Regions from separate parts of the Homo sapiens genome. Here regions 1 and 2 are each linked to region 3. A link is a loop called in an ENCODE intact Hi-C map of the cell type or tissue named here. Cell type or tissue: endothelial cell of umbilical vein. All regions are shown on one strand. Each heading gives the region's core, and the rest is flanking DNA. Links, peaks and the distances in the headings are about the cores only.

What was found. Hi-C counts contacts between places; a loop is a spot of excess contacts. Peaks named below come from ENCODE experiments on the same cell type or tissue, not always from the same donor. Only the 100,000 strongest peaks of a DNase experiment are listed, where the experiment ranks them.
Region 1: a loop joins it to region 3, with 12 times the contacts of the local background. A loop is called at or near these places in 1 of 110 quality-filtered maps.
Region 2: a loop joins it to region 3, with 2.9 times the contacts of the local background. A loop is called at or near these places in 1 of 110 quality-filtered maps.

Annotation. Positions count from the first base shown.
Region 1 is chr4:21,504,834-21,509,729 of GRCh38, forward strand. All of the region lies in intron 1 of KCNIP4 (potassium voltage-gated channel interacting protein 4), which reads right to left. Among named protein-coding and RNA genes, the nearest start is that of MIR7978, 43 kb to the left of the region's middle. In endothelial cell of umbilical vein, for the core only: a CTCF peak has its summit at 2,769 (motif pointing right); no DNase peak of the experiment used is centred there; H3K27me3 peaks cover 57 bases.
Region 2 is chr4:21,189,768-21,194,663 of GRCh38, forward strand. The region is part of intron 1 of KCNIP4 (potassium voltage-gated channel interacting protein 4); the gene reads right to left. Among named protein-coding and RNA genes, the nearest start is that of MIR7978, 270 kb to the right of the region's middle. In endothelial cell of umbilical vein, for the core only: no CTCF peak of the experiment used is centred there; no DNase peak of the experiment used is centred there.
Region 3 is chr4:20,771,046-20,775,941 of GRCh38, forward strand. The region is part of intron 3 of KCNIP4 (potassium voltage-gated channel interacting protein 4); the gene reads right to left. Among named protein-coding and RNA genes, the nearest start is that of PACRGL, 73 kb to the left of the region's middle. In endothelial cell of umbilical vein, for the core only: a CTCF peak has its summit at 2,536 (motif pointing right); a DNase peak (open chromatin) is centred at 2,566; H3K27ac peaks cover 415 bases.

The sequences.
Region 1 (4,896 bases), core at 1,419-3,918, 730 kb after region 3:
ATTTTGACGATGTTACCAAATTTGCTGCCCATTTTACTTAAAATCAATAGAACAGTTTGTTGTGAATTCAACAATCCTTACAGAAAATCTGTCCTCTTTGTGGTAAGGTAGCCAATAAAAGTTTATTAATATTCACTATAGTAACAAGTAATAAAAAGGCATCTAAAATTTTTACTTTAAAAGTAATTGCTCTAGACATTTAAGTAATCTGATTGATTTAACTCTCGAGTGATGATGGTATCATATAGCCTCCATCTAATGAGCATTGAGCTGCTTTCAAAGCAGTGTCATATATATGAATTCATTTGATATTTACAAGGTCCACAGAGCATCTTAAAGTTTAGAGAGACATGTTCTTGAACTGGTTCTGTGAACTGTAGTTTCATAGATTTTTCCCCCCATTGGATTTTCTTATCACATAAAATAGCAGTACTACAGGAAAAAAAAAAAAAGATCAAGCCAAACTCAGAACTTATCAGCTCTCATACACAATCATTTTCTCCTACACCGATAGGTTGTGAGGCTGGCAAATTTCTATGAAAGAACTTTGTGACAGTCCCATTAGACAATACCCTTATGTATCCCAACAACTTTAAACTCAAGCAATATTGAACTATTCTAGTTTTCTGCAGGTGCCATGCTGTTTCATGATTACATGACTTTGTCCAACTGTCCCCTCTGCCTGGGACTTCTGGCTTCCCTCTCTTTTCTGCCTGGACAAATCCTATTTTCCCTCTAAAACTCTGTTTAAACATCATCTCCATGGAAACTTTCTTCTCTGTTCTCCATCTGTATTATTTGTTTACAAACCCAACTTCCCCTGACTTTCAGCACTCAAAAGGCAAATCATGCATCTTATTCATCTTAGTATCTTCATGGTGTCTCCTAAGGCTAAAAAATCAATGACCAATCTGAAACACAATATTAAAAGTGACTACTTTTCTCACTAAATCCATTTGAATCACATTAATAAGAATAAAATAACTAGGCCAGATGTGGTGGCTCATGCCTGTAATCCCAGCACTTTGGGAGACTGAGGCAGGTGGATCATCTGAGCTCAGGAGTTCAAGGCCAGCCTGGCCAAAATGGATAAACCCCATCTCTACTAAAAATACAAAAATTAGCAGGGTGTGGTGGCAGGCACCTGTAATCCCAGCTACTCCGGAGGCTGAGGCAGGAGAATCAATTGAACCTGGGAGGCAGAGGTTGCAGTGAGCTGAGATCGCACCACTGCACTCCAGCCTGGTGAAAGAGCAAGACTCCATCTCAAAAATAAGAATACAACAACTTAATAGAAATAATTTATGACTATTATGTGGACATGTGCTTAAAGCAGTTATCCTACAGCCAGTTGATTTTTTTTAATTTTTCATTTACATTTTCTTTTCAGTAGGAGGATATCAGAGCAGTTCAGAATGTAGATGTTGAAGCCAGACTGTGTGCAAAGCCTGACTCTTCCTCTTCATAGCCACCTGACATTGGAGAAGGCATTCAGTTATCTGGGCCTCACTCTATTTTGTGTGAAATGACTAGAATAACAGTACTTGTCTCACTGGATTTTTGCAGGGATTATGTGAGTAAATGCATGCAGAGTTCTTAAAACAATACATGGCACCTAGTGGATTCTCAATACTGGCAATTTAATAGTTAGTACATCTACTAAAATTGTTAATTACCTATGATCAAAAGTATACATACAAAACAACCCTGGATATATTTATTCCTGTCACATCCATTCATGTTCCAACATGTTCTTTTGAATAAATTCAGATGGTTTTCATTCATTTCTTTACCCCCATACTTTTACTAAAGGAGCTACATGGGTAAAACTATGTAATTAAGTATCTAAGTTATCATTGTTCCATTAAATATAATGCAAACTGCATGTACAATTGTAAATGTTCTAATAGTCACATTAAGAATAATATAAACTTACAGGTGACACAAATTTTAATATTGCTTTTTTTTTCTTTTTTGAGACAGAGTCTCTCTCTGTAGCCCAGGCTGGAGTGCAGTGGCATGATCACGGTTCACTGCAGCCTCAAACTCCTGGGCCAAAGCAATCCTTCTGTCTCAGCCTCCCAAGTAGATGGGACTACAGGTGTGCACCACCACATCCGTCTTTTTTTGTGTGTGTGCAGATGGAGTCTCACTATGTTGCCTAGGTTGGTGTCAAATTCCCAGCCTCAAGTGATCCTCCTGTCTCGGCCTCCCAAAGTGCTATCATTACAGGTGTGAGCCACCACACCCGGCAATAATACTTTTTCTTTAAAGAAATTTTAAAATTATTTTACTTTTAATATTATTAAATATTATTTTAAACATGCAATCAATATAAAAACTATTGAGATCCATTGTACTAGCCACATTTTAGGCACTCACTGGCTGCACATGGCCAGTGGTCTGGGCACTGGCAATGGCTTTATTTTTATTTTAATTTTTTTTTTTTGAGACAGAGTCTCACTCTGTTTCCCAGGCTGGAGTGTAGTGGCTCGATCTTGGCTCACTGCAACCTCCACCTCCCGGGTTCAAGCAATTCTCCTGCTTCTACCTCCCAAGTAGCTGGGACTACAGGGACATGCCGACACGACCAGCTAATTTTTAGTAGAGACAGGGTTTGACCGTGTTGCCCAGGCTGGTCTCGAACTCCTGAGCTCAGACAATCTGCCCGCTTAGGTCTCCCAAAGTGCTAGAATTACAGGCATGAGCCACTGCACCAGGCCAGGCAATGGCTTTTTAATTCAAAGATGCTATTTCAACTCAATAAGATGCAGCTTTTTAAATTTGTCACTAGGTGGTGTTGGAGACAAATACAGTACTGCTCCTTGACTAGAGGAAAAGTTCTTAAAATGATGCAGTCAAATCTTACAGTACAGTGTGCCTTTGGCTATGCTGATTACAAATTCTACAAAGATAGTTATGATGAACTAACAGGATAAAATTATCATCTTATAATAAGAAACAAGCAACATTAAGAAGCAAATACATCCTAATTCTCGTCTAACAGCTATTCTGAAGTTTGCTGGGCCCAGTTTATGTGCAAGACCATGAAGTTTTAAAATTTCATGAAGTTTTAAAATTTCTGCAATTCCTGTAAAGTGTTTAATTTCACCATATAAGTTGCATCTGATGGAATCTCTTTTTATCCCCAGAAGGCTTAGGGTGTTTAAATCACTTGTTTAGAACTACAGTTTATTTAGCCAAATTTCTTTTCCAGTTACACTCTTGAACAATACTTCACACAGCATCCAAACACCATAGCATCTGCCCTTGAGGTTTGAATAGGTGATATTTATTTTGCTTGCAAAAACTAACTAGGAACAATAGGATATTTTCACTTAAGGATGCAACTCTCAAAGGTACATGTATTTACTTTCTCATCAATTACAACAGAAATGGTTTTCAAGGGAATCATTATTTAAAACTAATTTCTAACTCCATTCCTTTAACCAATTCAAAAATGCCTCTATCTTCAGTTACTTGACTGTGTTCTTTGCTTCTCAGTCTGAAAACACGTAGACAAACAACTCAGGGTTCCAAGCTCACCGGAAATATAATTATGCTTATTATGTTACAAAGCTTCTGCACCTTTAATCAGAAATGTCCCCTCTTCCACCAAGTATGAGGATTGCACAGTGGCAGGCACTGCTAGCTGCTTACCCAATCATTCTTCCCATGTTCTTTGTAAATATAACTCAGATTTTGCTCAGATTAGCTACGTATCTAATTAAATATTCATCTTCCCACTGTTGGTTGAAGCTAGGAGTAAGTCAGACATACTCTGCTTCTTAAGATATAATAATTTGCCAAGAAATACTGAGGGAAGCATTTGCTGCTTTTGCAAGGAACAGATAGGTCTGGTACCATTCTTCTCTACTTCTTCCTGCCTTGAACATGCTGTCTGCTGCCCTGAGGCAATTAGCAAGGGGATGAAAACTATGAACAGCAAAAGAGAGAGATCTGGGCCTCTAATGCATTGTTGTGAGCTGATCAACTCTAGGATACCACCTTCCTTCAAACTTGGTATATAAAAACACATTAACTCACTATTTTATGCTGCTGTTAGTTGAGCGCTGTTACTTATAGCTAAATTTATTCCTAACATGGACACCTTCTTGCTTCTGCTCCCTAACCCTCACTTTCCTTCTCACCATTCAATAGGAGTCTGTATGCCCTCCCCTCGGAGCTGATTTCATAGGGTTTTTCCCCTCATAGGTCACTATTCATGGAGTTGAGCTAGCAAAGCTCATCCCAGCTAATAAATATATTTAATATTATTGTTATATCATAATTCTGACTCATAAGTAAATTCAAAGGTGAGATTTCTATGAAAACTGGGAAGGAATAGAAATAGATAGTGATGCTAACCAGCATGTAAGGGGCCCTTTACATTTTACAGAGGCCTTTTGCAAACACTCTTTCATTTGACCCCACAGCAGCTTTGCACAATAGGTATGATTAATAGTCAGTCCTCTTTTACAGGTATGAAAATTGAACCTTAGAAAGATTAAGTTACTCCTCACTGTCATACATCCATTATAATATAAACCTCCTGCTGGAGACTTGGTATGACAATACCATAATTTATACCATTTCTACTTAATTCCTTTGCTTGTTGGGATGATAACAAAGATTAACATTTATCAAAGAGATACCAGTGCTGTAGGCATTTGCTGGAACAAGAGTGTTATATGTGTTATTGCATTTAATCCTCACAATCCTATAGCCTGATACCATTAATATACCCATTATAGATGAGGAAAGTGAGCCATTATCCAAAAACAATCCACCCTCCTCAGCCACTCCTCAGGCTGTTCCTGACTTAATGCCTACATAGCATATCCCTATCTTTAGCTCCTAAGATGTTGGACTTTTGTTTTTGAGTGAAAACCAAGC
Region 2 (4,896 bases), core at 1,419-3,918, 420 kb after region 3:
TTTATAAAATCATTTTTCAAATACCAAAGGTCTAGTAAAACATTAACATTCAGGGATTTCACTTTCCCCTTTATTTCTAAAATTTGCATTTTATGTTATGCCTTCAGCTTTTCTAATGAGGATTCAAAACATGTTCATCATCAAACCATTGATGCATCTGGATGTCTACAACTTTGTAGTTTAAGTCCATCCCTTATACAGTAGATAACTATTGAAGAAAACCAAAACTAATGTAATCTTTGTGAAGAAACAGGGTTTTTTTCAGAAATATGAGACTAGAGACCCAAAGATTTCAAAATTTCTGTGGGAGTGTTGATGGCCGTGGCCATTTCCCACTCCTGAATACTAATTTTGCATGTTCCCAAACTGCAATTCTTTGGAGTCTCTTGAGTCATCTTTTAGTTGGTAATATTGTTGTTGCTTCCTTTGCTAAGTATAATCTACTAAACAATCTTGGAGTTCTGATTACAGACCACTGCAGTATCTTTTAAGTAACTCTGGGAAACATGAAGCCTAATGTTTTGGTTCGTTAGTATTGGTTAGTATTCATTAGTATTGGTTCGTTGGTATTGGTTAGTATTCATTAGTATTGGTTCGTTGGTATTTGGTTCAGCAGTATTGGTTAATATGATTTCAAGTATGGAGGAGAGCACCGCCCAACAAGAATGCTGTGTGTGCCACACCTCCCTTACCATTTGAACTAAGTGCAACCTTTCATTGTTTCTTTTTGCGAGTGGGTGGGGGGGGGCACTGAGGGTGGGAGGGCAACTCCTATGTACCAGACATGGAATCAGGTGCTGGAGATTCAGTGATAAACCAGGAAAGATGAATGAAACCCAAAAACCAAACTAGAAAGGTTAGCAAACAGTTATCAACCAACATTCTAAACCCCAATGGCTTTAAAGGTAAGTCTAGGGATGTTGTACTTTATTTGCCATCTCTTAAAAAAGGAATTAAAAAATACAAGAAGAAAGAAACTCTAATGGCCAGTAGCCATAAAATCTATTTACATATTCTTCCACCTCTCAAGTCTCATGCAAATTAATGTGTAATTACATTTAGATGGCGCAGCTGCTCTGACACTCTGCTCCCAGCTTTTATTTCTGAGTTTCAAAGGTTTCATAAGGAAACCTTGAAAGAAAAAAGTAAATATTTTGAAAAGGAGTTACAATTTGTCAGCAGTAATCCTTCCCTGGATAGGCAAAGAAAGGCAAATCTTGGTAGATGAGAGAATTGTGGCTTTTGAAAATAATAGCATTACACTGAAATTTAATCTGCTAGCGTTATTTTTTCCAAGCAAACCCTCTTTGCATTCAATTTGTCATTTATTACAGTAAGAAGCAACAGGGTCCAAAAGAGAATTGTTTGCAGTAAGCACAGAGATATTCTCAACAAAGGTAGAATTTGATAGCATGCACAAAACAACACATTACTTATCCAGCATTCTGAGTCACCTTTTCAGCAAAGAACCTTGTGTATTTGATAGCAAAGGGAGAAGAAATCGTGTTTATTGGAATGTTAAAATGCGTGATAGGGCGGACATTCTATTTTAAAGAAATATGAGACTGGAATATTGATTCTGCCACATACGAAGGCTGGAAAGTATTCATAAATGATCAATTGCCTATAGTTTAATGACGGAAGATAGGCATTGGTTTCCCAAACCTTTTTATGCTACAACAAAACCGCACACCAAGCCCTGCCGGAGGGTGCTGTATAATCATCAGAGCCCTTTCTGAGTATGTCAGGATGATGCGCCCTAGTGCTGAAAGATGGTGGTTACATGAGCAACAGAATGCTAGTTAGCAAGGCAATGAGGAGCTGAGGTCCACATTAACCATGGTCGGTGCACCTAATCATGAATCACAGCTGTGCCACCCTTGGCAGATGAACAATCTCTTACAGATAAGACAAATTTTATCTGGGATCAGTATAGTCTTTTAAATGATGTATGAAACCAATTTAAGAAAGGCTGAGTTATTCCAAATAGTATGGCTTTTATTCTTTATTTGTCAGTTTCATCATTCCCTCCTTGCTGACTATTCAGATACATGTAAAGGAGACAGCCAATGGTTTGGCACATAGTTGGCACACAATGAATGGCAGAGATCCTTGTTTGTGTTAGTATTTTGATTATTTTTCTTACCACAATAACATGACCTGAACCATGATCAATCTGTCTTTATGCTTCCAGTAGAGATCTTGATTCATAGCTCTCCCTAATATTAATCCATTTCATATTGTTTTATATTATAGTTAACATGAATTGATTTTGAATCCTTTCCTCTAGAAGTATAACTTGTTTGAGACACTTACAAGCAGACATTCAATTATATTCAGAGGGAAAATTTATAACAGTTCAGGAGAGGAATTTAACTGTCATGTATTCCACCAGCAGGTAATGTCAGCATTTTCTTATAGTTAAATGGCTTCATCAAGTTACTCTATTGCTTTAATTCTAGGATGCCATCAATTTTAGGGCACATTATCAGTTGAGTCTCAATTCTTTTACACTCTTGAGGAAAACACTCCATTTAAGGTATGGATTAATTATAAATGATATCCTGGTTTAGAAACATTCTAAGATAAACTGCATTTTTTTAAAGTTGAAATTGATAGTAATTTGTGAGCATGACGTAAGTGCACAAAATCTTACATGCTTTATGGTCTTTAATGTTGACTTAAAACTATAATATCAAAAGAGAAAAATTAACAGAGCCTAATTACTCTCAATTTATAAAGGACAGGTTTCATTTTCAATCACTCTCCAGTTTTCTCAGGTTTCTTATTCAGCCGTATAATGTCAGGCAGGATACTAACCAGATTAGGCTTTATCCTCATATCTTTGAAAACATAAGTTCCATAACAAAATTTTCCCTAGAGGTTACTTCCAGTATTACAGCATCTAAGTGATTCATTATAAGCACTGAAAAGGGTCACATGTATTACTTTATTCATTTAAATGAAAAGAAATAAAAAAATTCTTTATTTAAAAAGAAAAATAATGGCAGGCCTTGGCCACTCATGCCTGTAATCCCAGCACTTTGGGAGGCTGAGGCTGGAGGACTGCTTGAACCCAGGGGTTTGAGACCAACTTGGGTAACATAACAAGACCCACACACCACCCCCCAGCCCTGCCGCCCCGTCTCTACTACTACTACTACTACTACTACTACTACTACTACTAATAATAATAATAATTAGTTGGGTGTGGTGGCACATGCCTGTCGTTCCAGCTACTCAGGAGGCTGAGGCAGGAGGACAGCTTGAGACAGGAGGATGAGGATGTTGTGAGCAGTGATTGCACCACTGCACTCCAGCCTGGGAGACAGAGCAAGACCCTGGCTAAAAAAAAAAAAAAGTCTGGTTGTTTGTTTTAGAAGAGTAATAATGAAGACTCATAAATGATCACAGCCTAGGAGGCCCTACAAAATGGCTGCAATTATTCTGCTGATGTTGGACAAGCTATTTTTTAGGATCAATTAGTTAATTGTGTGTTGCTTTAATTACTTACACTCTTTTTAAAGCTTTCTTTGTGTCACAGCTGAGCTCAGGAGAAAAAGTAAAGCTTGCAGAGCAATTCTTTAAGTGTGGATGTAAAATATACTAATGGATTTACTTGCTAGCTGGCACAGTGTTTAAATAGGGTCCTGCTCACGCTGAGAAAAAATATTTTATCAGCACCTGACTCCAAAGAGTCAAGAATATGGAGAAACTCACATTTCTCTCATGATGGGTAATTTCTGGGTATGCAAAGCTCCCTGTAGCAGTCATTCAGTATGGATCACTTATTGCAATTTTAAATTTTTTTTTTTTTTTTTTTTGAGACGGAGTCTCACTCTTGGCCAGGCTGGAGTGCAGTGGCGCAATCTGGGCTCACTGCAAGCTCCGCCTCCTGGGTTCACGCCATTCTCCTGCCTCAGCCTCCCGAGTAGCCGGGACTACAGGCGCCAGCCACCACGCCCGGCTAATTTTTTGTATTTTTAGTAGAGACGGGGTTTCACCATGTTAGCCAGGATGGTCTCGATCTCCTGACCTCGTGATCCACCCACCTCGGCCTCCCAAAGTGCTGGGATTACAGGCGTGAGCCACAGCGCCTGGCCTAAAATTTATTTTTAAACTACAAGAAGGGAATGGCAAAGTATTACATGTTTCTTAACATGCATCTAGTCAATTAGCAAAGCAAGTCAATCGTTTAAGCTTTTCATTGTGTAAAGGGGGAGGTTTTATACACGGCAATTTGAATGGCTATGCCTAGAACACGTGGAAGCACAGAGAAATTTCAAAGATTATGAACAATAGAATGGCACTAAAGACACTTTTACAAATGTTGCTTTATCAAGTGGGTTTTGTTTTCTTGTTTTTCAAGAAAAACAGTCTTCCTTACTTTAAATGTTTTTTTCCCATAATTCTGTTTACTATTGATAAGAATTTAATTTAAGCACCAATGGGCAATTATGGTTTTCTCCTCAATTGATTATCCAAAATGTTCAATGAAAAATGTTTGCCTGTGGGTCCTCTCACATTTTTGTTTATAACCTATGACTCCTGCCACTTCCATACACCCTACTAGTCTCTGCATAAAAATGAGGTTTATTGACGATTGGCCATCACTTAATACAGGTACTTGATGAATGTGTGAAAAATAATGGATGAAAGAATAAATAAATGAGTAAAGGAATCAACCTCTATCTTAACTCAGCCACAAGTAATAAACAATCTCGGGTCCTAATGGTCTCAGTAAAAATCTATATAAGGTCTCCTAACTTCGAATTATTTTCTTAAATTATTATTTGTCCATAGGTGTGGTCATACCTTGTGGCCATGTTCCTGAGACAGGGTAATCGGAATATAAGTGGAAGTGGCATAGTCTTTTTCCAAATCTAGCTCATGAGA
Region 3 (4,896 bases), core at 1,122-3,621:
ATGGGAGGATGTATAGGTTATATGTAAATACTACACCATTTCATATAACGAGACTTAAGTATCCCCAGATTTTGGTATCCATGGGGGAGGGTTCTGAACCCAGTCCCTCAAGAATACAGAGAGATGACTGCATGGAGATGATGGTATACACATATGTTCATATATATATACATGGTTGTATAAAGCCTTTTTATTCCCTGAAGATTTAAAAAAATCTATTCTCTCCCAGTCTGATTTCTGTCACCTACTAAATTGGCTAGATTCTGGCCCCTTGATAACTTCATTTAGACTATGATTTCTGGACTCCTTATGTGAGATTACACATTTTCCTCATGTGTAAGCCATTTTTTATTGATCTTTTTTGTTACTTATAGTCAAAAGCATTCTAACATAAGCTACAACCTTCTTGTCCTTGTATTACACCTTTCTACAGAAAGAGAAAATAAAAATGAGTTGAGTTTACAGGTTGCTGACAAGTTTGGTGAAATGTCTGCTGGAGAAAGAGGTGTCGTCTATAGATTACGGTGGTGGGTGCGCATATGCAGGTCCAGATTTTTGGAGAACGTCTTTTAAAGTCTATCCAAAGACACTTTGAGAAAGCATAGGAATTGGGGGTGAATAAAACTCACTTTTTTTTTTTTTGAGACAGAATCTCGCTCTGCCGCCCAGGCTGGAGTGCAGTGCTGCGATCTCGGCTCACTGCAAGCTCCACCTCCTGGGTTCAAGTGATTCTCCCGCCTTGGCCTTCCTAGTAGCTGGGACTACAGGCACCCGCCACCAAGCTCAGCTAATTTTTTTGTATTTTTAGTAGAGACGGGGTTTCACCGTGTTAGCCAGGATGGTCTCGATCTCCTGACCTCGTGATCCAGCCAGCTTGGCCTCCCAAAGTGCTGGGATTACAGGTGTGAGCCACTGTGCCCAGCTGAATAAAACTAAATTTAATGATCATTCGTGGTCTGCTGGGCACTGAGCCATGTGGTGTAGGAGATACATGTTCTCATTAAATCCCTGAGAAGTAGAAAAGGTAGATGTTTTACCACACAATGTTTAAGAAATGAGCACAGGGAGGTTTAAAGAACTTTCCCAAGGTCAGTGGGACTGGGATTTGAACTTGAGTTTGACTGCAAATCTTTCACATCTTCCTAAGCTTGAAAGGTGAGTGCACCTGCGGGGGGAAAAGTTAACTAAGGGGTAACTTTTATCCCAATGTCTTTCAATCCTATTAATCACTAAAACACAAAGTATTCGTTATTTGTTCAACACGTATTCATATACCAAGCACTTGACTACGCACAGGAGCGTAACGGTTAATCAACAAGCATGGCCCTCATCCAAAGGAGCTTACTACGGAGGAAGCAGTCAGTATTCAAATACTGACATCAATAAATATATTGAAACCCTCAGGGCAAAGCAGCATGAAAACTTGAATTGTTTTTTACAAATAAATTGAAATGTCCCAGGTGAGGGGTTGGAGGATAGGACCTCAAGTTGTCTGGTCATCTGCTTTGGTGAGGCAGGTTCAGGACAGGTCAGATTCAGCTCTAAATACATTTTATACATTTTATTATACATTTTGTTCCCTTTCTCTCTCTCTTTCTTTCTTCTTTTTTTTTTCTTCCGAGTTTCGCTCTTGTCTCCCAGGCTGGAATACAATGGCACAATCTCGGCTCACTGCAACCTCCATCTCCTAGGTTCAAGCGATTCTTCAGCCTCAGCCTCCTGAATAGCTGGGATTACAGGCGCCCGCCACGACGCCCGGCTAATTTTTTGTATTTTTAGTGGAGACGAGGTTTCACCATGCTAATCTCGAACTCCTGACCTCAGGTGATCCGTCCACTTCAGCCTCTCAAAGTGCTGGCATTACAGGCGTCAGCCACCACACCCGGCCCCTTTCCCTTTCTTATTGCCATTCTGAGAAAATACTAGTTTGTCCCTCTTGCACAAGTTTTTCCCTCAGTGAGCTACCATTTCCAGGAGCAGCCCTGAGTCTCTGAAGTTAAAGAAAAAAAAAAAAAGTTTAGTCTGCTTAATTAAGTTCTTGTTGCAAAACTTTCTTAGTTATTACTCTCAGTTGTAGCTTTTGGAATCTAACAGCCCCTCGCTTATGAGCCACTCATATCACTTACTAGCCTGGAACTTTGAATAAGTTACTAAACTTCTTCAAGCTGGATTTTATCATCACTCATTTATGCAGGACGTATTTTTGAAATTGTTGCAATTGTTGCAAATACTTGAGAAGTTTCCACCCTCCTTTGCCTTCTCCTAGTGCTTCTTCAGAGGCTATGAAGGGAACAATTATCAAGGGTCACGGTAGCTGCCTAAAAGGAACCTGTGTCTAGTACTTCAGTGCTTCCGAGCTCTCAGGTGGGACAGTAAAGCCTCTGTCTCCTCTCCATGCCAGGCAAAATGACCCAAAAGGAAACTCCCGGGCCTGTTGACTCTGAGCAAGCTGGGGCAGAACGCTTCCGAGGGCTCTCTGGAGCTCAGACGGCGCTCAGCGTGAGTTGGACCAAACATTCTTAGGGTTGTATCATCATAATGAGGCACAAGGGGGCAGTAGTGTCCTCCATGATAGCTAGAAAAGCGATTTCCAGTTCTTTTTCTTAAGGGATTGTTCTTTTCCTAAGCTTGGTGCCTGTCTGGGTAAATTTCTTTCAAGAAGGCTATTTCCTTTTTATGAACGGTGACAGCCTCATTCCTACATTAGATAATTTAAAAAATTAACTATTTCTGGGAATGGGGCCCAGAGACTCTGATCTCCATTTTGGATATTACATTTGGTGTACGTCAGTCTGAATTCACAATCACTTTTTTGGCAGTTGGGCCACCTTTAATTTAGTCACCAAAAACTTGTAGATCTTAGAAAACAAATAAGCAAGACAACGCCACTAAAGTTCCAAAGCTTGAGTCTGAAAACCTTCTGAAATTGTTAAGTGTATGTGGGCTCTGGAGTCAAAGCTGCTTGAGCCTGCTTTGCTGTTTAACAGGGGAACATTTTAAACCTTTAAGATGAAAATAATGATACTACCCTATCTGGAGGTTATTATGAGGCTTAAATAAAGATAACCCATGCACAATGTCTAGCGTCGTGCCTGGATGTATAAACACCCAGTACACATTCCCCATGGAGGAAATTATTTCTACAATGATGCTCGTTCTGAACCTGTTAGCTTTTGTCATGTTTTCATGTAATATGGGATATTATGTTTATCCTTGTTAAATACCATCTGCTTATTTAATTTCAGAGGATTTTCAGAATATCACACCAGTGTTCCACTTCCTTAGTTATTACTCTCAGTTTTGTAGCTTTTAGAATCTAACAGCCCCTTCCTTATGAGCCACTCATATCACTTACTAGCCTGGAACTTTGAATAAGTTACTAAACTTCTTCAAGCTGGATTTTATCATAATTAATTAATGCAGGACATGTTTTTGAAAGCATATTATATGTCAGAGAGTGTAAGAAGAAATGGAGCTAAAACAATCAAGACAGATGAAGTCCCTCCTGGAGTTTGATGACTATCAGAGAAGTCACACATAAAACAAAGTTCTGTGTAAATAACCATTCAGTTACAGTTGCGATAAGTGCTACAAACCAAGTATGGAAGGTCTAATTTATAGGGAAGACTTCCCTGAGGATGTGACATTTAAAGAGGGACCTGAAGGATAAGTAAAAACTAGCAGGAGATATTGCTGGGGAAGAGGCAAAGGAACCCTGTGTACAAAAACCTGTGATGTGATCAATGACTAAAGAGATGGCAAATGTGCCTGGGGAGTGTGGTCTGAGACAAGGTTGGTTAATTTGGGGCCTGCTAGTTACATTAAGAATCAAGGTCTTTGCCATTCACAAGATAGGTATCATATACCTGTTTTTCAGAGCTCTGGAGAGAATTAAGAGATGATTTACATCAAGTGCCCAGCACAATCCCAATCGCATTCTAAACACTCAGCATCCCTCTCTTTTCTGTTTACTCTACCAGAGTTGAATTTTTACCTCTGGTTTATTATTTATTCAATACGTAATTATTTAGCGTCTACTGTGTATCAGGCTCTCTGTTATAAACTGAACAAACAAAAGGGGAAAAGCAGACATGGTCTTGCCTTTATAGAATCTCTCCACTGATGAGCTATTATGTTCTTTGTGCATATGAATTTATTTCAAGGGAACAATAGTTTCAACATATATGGCGATTAAAATCTTGTGCTCCTATCTCCAAAAATTAAAAGTAAATAAAAGCAAGCAAGCAAGCACACAGAATAAACTCACATTGCCATGGATTGCAATGTAAATAACTCAAGATTATGAACTTGTATGTAGGAGTTACTTCTGCATGTTTCTTTGCTTTTGCTAATGATTAATAATAACGAGTCCAGGCCAGACACAGTGGTTCATGCCTGTAATCCCAGCACTTTGGAAAAACAAGGCAGGAGGATTGCTTGAGGCCAGGAGTCCAAGGCCATCCTGGGCAATATAGTGAGACTCAGTTTCTTAAAAAAAAAAAAAAAAAAAAAAGTTAGCCAGGAGTGGTGGCATACACCTTTTGTCCTAGCTACTCAGGAGGCTGAGGTGGGAGGATTGCTTGAGCCCAAGAGTTTGAGGCTGCAGTGAGCTATGATTGCTGCTGCACTCTAGCCTGGGCAACAGAGAGAGACTGTCTTCAAAATAAATAATTAAAAAGAATAATGATGATTGTTTTTACAGTATATTCTTGCACATGGTACAGATGGTTAGAATAAATCTCTGTACTACTGAAAGTGCTAATAAGTCTCCATTATATTATCTTAGGGGCTAAGTATCCTTCAGGAGGGCAGAAAGACTCCCAGCTATTAGGTGTATCTAAACCCCACATGGCTATGTTTACCCTGAAACTGAGGCAGTCTAACTCTTATTCCTTT